Regions from separate parts of the Homo sapiens genome. Here region 1 is linked to region 2. Evidence: chromatin contacts called from ENCODE Hi-C or POLR2A ChIA-PET data. All regions are on one chromosome and are shown on one strand. The core of a region is the stretch at or near the end of the contact, and the rest is flanking DNA. Distances in the headings are between cores, read along the strand shown. Region 1 holds the start of SMAD3 (SMAD family member 3). Region 2 overlaps MAP2K5 (mitogen-activated protein kinase kinase 5).

Region 1 (2,700 bases), core at 91-2,590, 700 kb after region 2:
ATACTCGATAAAAATGCTAATCCCGAAGGCAAAGAAAGAACGAAGAAGGAATCTGTCAATCACTAGGCTCCCGCTCCTCACCCACAGCCCCAGCTGTACGGACCGCATTCCTGTAGAGGAAAGTGGGGAGACCCGACTGAAGAAAAGAAACGCAAAGACACCACCACCTCCACGAGCGCGGGCCGCGGGGGCGGGAGGCGGCGGCGGAGGAGGGGCTCCGGCCCGCGGAGCCGAACAAAGCGGGCCTCAACTTCCAGCCCCAGCTCCCCGGAGTGGGGGCGGCCGAGTCCCGCAGCAACCCGCTCTCCCCTCCCGGAGGTGGAAAGGGAATGTGAGGTGTGGAAGCCAGAGTGCCGCGTGGAAGCCTCGGGCTCTGATCTTTGCAAATCAGAGATGGTTTTGTTTGGGGTCCCCCCACCCCCTTCCTGCCCGCGCTCTCCCACTCTCACACACACGCACCCACACAGTCTCACTCCCTCCCTCTCTCTCCCTCTTCCCATCTCCAGCCCCACTGGGTCGGCCCCGCAGTGCCAGGGGGCTGGGCCGGCGTGACCCCGGGTCCCCCCCGGGCGGGCCCCCACCTGGGGATGGTGATGCACTTGGTGTTGACGTTCTGCGTGGTGATGGCCTTCTCCAGCTCGTCCAGCTGCCCCGTCTTCTTGAGTTTCTTGACCAGGCTCTTGACCGCCTTCTCGCACCATTTCTCCTCCTGCCCGTTCTGCTCGCCCTTCTTCCAGCCCAGCAGGCGCTTCACGATCGGGGGAGTGAAAGGCAGGATGGACGACATGGCTGGGGAGGGCGCGCGGGCGGCGAGGAGCGCCCCCGGCGGGGCTGGGCTCGACGGGACGCCGGGGGCGCAGAGGGGAGCTCGGCCGGGGCCTGCCGCGGTCGCCCAAACTTCGCCTCAACTCTCGGCGAAGTTGCCGGGGCGCCGGGCCGGGCCGCGGCGCTGCAGCCTGCGGGGCTCGGCGCGCGGCCCTGCGCCCGGAGCGGCTCCCACGGCGAAGAGAAGAGCGGCCGGGCGGGCGGACGGCAGCAGTGCAGGGTCGGGAAGGCCCCGAACGCGGGGCGGAGGCGGCGGCCGCGAGACTCCAAGTGGCAGCAGAAGTTTGGGTTTCCGCACGGGGTAGCTGTTTGGGTGCCGCCTCCGGGAAGGAAAGTCCAACCCCCGGCCAAACTTCGCTCGCCTCGCTAGCTTTGATGCGCAGATCCCTCCGCCTCTGCGGCCTCACCGCCCCGCCACCCTCCTCCTCCCGGCTCGCCGCTCGCTCGCTCGCTGGCTGGGCCGGCCCGGGGCGTGCGCCGCGCTCCCGCTCCCGCCCGCTCCCAGTCTGTGTTTCATGCAAATCCGCGTGCAGCCTCCTTTCCAAGTGCTGTCACCGCCCCCTCGCCGCCGGGGCTCCCCGCCTCCTCCCCCGCGCCCCGCCACCTCCTCCCGCGGGCGCCCTGCCCGCCCCCTGCTCCGGGGAGGGCGCCCGGCCGGCCACCACCCCGCGCCCAGCACGCCCACGTGGGCGACCCGGGCGGCGGCAGTCCTGGCTGGAGCGCGCGGGACCCTGCGCGGCCCCGACCTGAAGTCGGGCGGGCGCGGGGAGGAAGTCCTGGGAAACACGGCGAGAGGGGCCTCGGGCGGGAGGGCTGAGCGCGGCCCGTGGCGTCCGCTCTCGGAGTCCACACTCGGGCGGCTCGGTTGGAGTTGCGGGCCGGAGAGGGTTGGACTCGCAGCAAGTAAGCGTCGTCCGGACGCGAGTGCACCCTGGAGAGGACCCGAGCCCGAGAGGGGGCGCGCGGAAGGCCCGGGCCCAGGAAGTTGGGGCCCGCACTTGGCCTCGCGCTTGCTGATCCCCGTCAAGGCCCTTGGCCGGCGCCGGCGCCCCTGGGCTGTTTTTATTCTCTAGTCGGTGAGATCACACCGGCCGAGAGCCTCGGGAACGTGTGCGGAGGAGGAGGGGGTGAGAAGTGGGTCCTCAGAAGTGGAGAGCTGGGGACACCAGTGACAACCTGGACAATGGCTGGAGCCAGGGGTCTCTTGAGCCTTGTGAACCGAGTGCCCGGCAGAAAATGAGCCTCAAGGACATCTGTTGAGTTCTTGAAGGAATGAATGGAGGGGCTTTCGAATTTATCTTTGAAAGAAATTTACATAACAGGGTGTTTGTTGCTGGATCTCCTGATAGAGAAGGATCGGAAATTTGATAATTGCCAATAAATGGAAGAGAGTTTTGTTTCCAAAGCAATGAACTCACAAAAAAGTGGGGCAAGACAGGAGTTTTCGGAGAGTTTGTGTATTCAAAAAAAGCAAAACAACAACAAACCAATTGGCACATTGGGGAGCTCCGCGGCTTTTCTCCCCACCAAAAGAATTCAGGGGCGTCTGCCCGCAGGGCCCTCGGCGGTTTTCAGGAGCTACTCCAGGCCCCTCGGCCTTTCTCTTGCTGCCTCCCGCAGCCGACTAGCCGGTGTCTAAGCCCTTTGTTTGTTTTTAACAGCAGGAATCTCCCACCCCCACCCCTGCTTTGTTAAAAAAAAAAAGTTATCTGGAACCCTCAAGTGGGTGGGGAGTTACAAAGCCCTGTGAGGTGTGGCGGAATCCACAGTCAGCCCAGAAGCGGCAGGGGCCCTTGCCTTGCTCCGGAGAACCGCCTCCCACAAGCCAATCCGCAGCTGCTGCTGCAGAAGTGCGCTGTGCTCCTCACCCTCCTC
Region 2 (2,899 bases), core at 294-2,793:
ACCAGAGAAGAAAGCCTCTAACTCCGCTCAGCTGCAGAACAGAAAGCCCGCCTTTTACTCATCCTACTCCACATCAAGTCTTGAGCAGAGAAAGTGAAAGATGATTCAATTTCCACACTGGCTCACCCCATGCTCTGGGCTGCCAGGCGTGACAAATTACATGTGTGGGCATTTTGGTGTGACGTTCTGTCCACTGGGTCTGGGCTGACAGTAGCAGCTCATTTAACTTGTCTCAGATGGGCCTGGAACCACGGGGTAAAGGCCTGAATTTTTGCCACTGAAAGGCCCATCCTACCCATAAACCCTTTAATCAAGGAGAACCAGCTGTTAGCCAAGTGAACATCACTACCAGATGGCTTATAAAAAACAAAATATAAACAAACAGGTCTAAAGGAATCTGTCTCTGGGTAACTGAAGTTTGAGATTATAGAGATTTTTTTTCCTATTTTCTTTTTCTCCTAAAAGTGTTTTGGAAGTTCTTCAGTATTGGGATAAAAGAGAATAGAAATGATCTTTGTCATTAATGTCAAAATGGATTCTTCATTTAGTCTGCTTGTTTTTTTTTTTTTTTTTGTCTGTCATTTAAAAGACTTATATTTACTTAGAAATGTTGTAAACATATGGTAAAGAGCTTGGTGTTTTATTACATTTCTTGAAAATAGGTGAGTGGAGAAATGGAAAATAGGTTAATCTTTTAAACTGTATTTATAATTGCTTCCTTTCCAAAGCCAATGAGCATCTTTTTTCTCTTTTTATTTTAGGTCTCTTGTTGGTCATCAGCCATAGTGCACAGCAGTTTTTAGATGTGCCTACATGAACAGTACACACATACTCACACACTAACATCCACATACATCTCCCTTTTCAGTGGCTTAGGCAGAGCAGCAAAAAACATACTTGTCTCATACCGAAGGGATTTCATTTACAAAAGTAAAACCCGTTATTGTCCTCTTTCTCTGCAGCCTCCCAATGCATTTCTACTGCTTTTCATAAAACACTGCTGCAAATAATCAAGCATGACCACTGACATCCACAAGATTGAGTTTTAGGAACCATTAAATGAGCTCACCCTCGTGGGAAGTCTCCTGCTCAGGCTGGTCTAAAGGTAATTATTCAGCAATTCCTACCTGTGCTTTTACCTTGTTCCTATACAGTGTTTGAATTTCATACACTGGTCAGGTCAACTTTTTTCCTCAGGAAAAGTCCAGCTATACATGTTTGATCCAGTACCTAAATTATAATGTTAATATACACACTGGCATTTCAGCTGGTTCTACAGAAGTGCTGATTAAAAGCACTCTTAAAGGTAGATCATAAATTATATTAAAAACAAAACAGAAAAATCTAGGAGAGAAAAAAACCCTTAATAGGTGCCTAAATGAAAAAAAATTGATCTTTTCATAGATAAAGAGTTAAGATTGAAACATCTGAACCACATCCACACACTGTTGAAGTACAGGAACCTGGCAGGTCCGTGTCCTGAAAAACCAACAAGCCATAACACTATCAAGTCAGACTCTGAGAACTCACTGTAAATCCAAAGTCCACATCACCACACTGTATGTCCTCCTGAATGTTCACTCGACTGTTAGTTAAAATAATTACTGCCATTTGCCACCTGCACTGCCAGCTACAGATAAGGGGGGAAACAGAACTACCAGTGGCTGCGTGTATGAGTGTTGGCTTTATTTGCTTACACATTTTTAAACAAATTCAAAGGCTGCTTCAGCTGCAATTCAAAGGCTGAGAATTATACGTGAAACTGTGCTATAGTTGGTTTCATAAAATAGACAGACAGAAGGGAATTTAAAGCTGGTTTAAGGAGACACTACACCAGTTTAAAACTAGTTACTATGAGGGGAACAAAGGGAAAGAGGGAGGGAGGGAAGAAGAGGAAATGAAAAAATAGAACCACATACTGTGAAATGAACAAGTTCAGTTAGAATGTTCATCAGGATTTGGAAAATCATAATGCCATCTGCTACTCTGGACCTCAAAACATCAGGGATCTCGTGGGCCCAGACGCTTCCATTTCCAGGAGGAAGGAAGGAACTTACACTCCCTGGAATGCTGCCTCCATTCTGGAATGGAGGCAACACCCCAGCCGACCAGTTTGGAATCTCTTTTGAGAACATTTGTACTGCTCACATACACATTTTCCCTGGTTTAGAGAAAATTAACAGCCGGCAAAACGATTACAGCAACTCGGCAGTGAAGCAGAGCAGTGCCCCCAGCCCAAGCTGCTGGGTAACTGACCCTGGCATCCAACTTGGGCTCAGGGTGTGTAGGTCCCATCATGGTGGATTAAATGAGCATTGTCCTATGGCTGGGTAAGACTTCACAATACAGCAACACATGTTAAATGACAGCAGCCAAAACTGGCCCCACCAGGCAACTGCCCATTCACAGACCGCTATTCACAGGCCTCCACCACCAAGAAATTAATTCATTAATAATACATCAGGCTTCATGGACAATTCAAAGGAAATAACACAAAGCTACTTGTTCAATGACTGCCTAAAGATGCAGAATTTTTCCTGGTTAAAAAATCCCCACAAATCTAATTGACTTACTAAATCAAAATTATGGGGATGTTTATGTTAATATTTTGGTTAGTAAAAAAGAAGAAATGGATAAGGTCTATTGGCTGAATTCACTCAGTGCCACTTGGAAATAATAAAAATATAGATTTTTTTCAGCAATAGTTAATAAAATCTAATTTTATATAATTGTGTGTTTAAAAAAACTTTTTTTTACTTCAAGTGACTTTGTACATCCTTCAGACTATGAGGAAAAAATTTTCTTATAACTTGTTTCTTCTGTAACATTTTGTATTCACTTCTTTCTTACTCCTCCCTTCTGACAACTCATAAATATGAATTAAATATAATTATAAGTG

The links. Hi-C counts contacts between places; a loop is a spot of excess contacts on that map. ChIA-PET counts read pairs that join two places held with the same protein, here RNA polymerase II (POLR2A). Pooled maps may share reads with other maps.
Region 1: a pooled map shows a loop between it and region 2 (8-fold over the local background). The contact joins the promoter of SMAD3 here to the enhancer-like site in region 2. A Hi-C loop is called at or near these places in 1 of 37 single-sample maps with no recorded cell type and 4 of 50 pooled maps. POLR2A ChIA-PET finds 5 or more read pairs at or near these places in 1 of 52 experiments (SK-N-SH).

The regions. Positions count from the first base shown.
Region 1 is chr15:67,064,242-67,066,941 of GRCh38, reverse strand. It overlaps SMAD3 (SMAD family member 3), which reads right to left and starts at 1,340. Exons shown (of 9, transcript NM_005902.4): 1 at 582-1,340. The coding sequence starts at 787. RefSeq lists silencers at 124-213, 234-293, 544-593, 744-903, 1,074-1,563 and enhancers at 14-782, 2,322-2,700.
Region 2 is chr15:67,760,240-67,763,138 of GRCh38, reverse strand. The region is part of intron 19 of MAP2K5 (mitogen-activated protein kinase kinase 5); the gene reads right to left. Among named protein-coding and RNA genes, the nearest start is that of SKOR1, 64 kb to the left of the region's middle. RefSeq lists an enhancer at 1-52 and a silencer at 203-282. Within about 2 kb of position 1,543, at least 2 of the 41 ENCODE cell types and tissues checked have a DNase peak (open chromatin) inside an H3K27ac peak, as active enhancers do.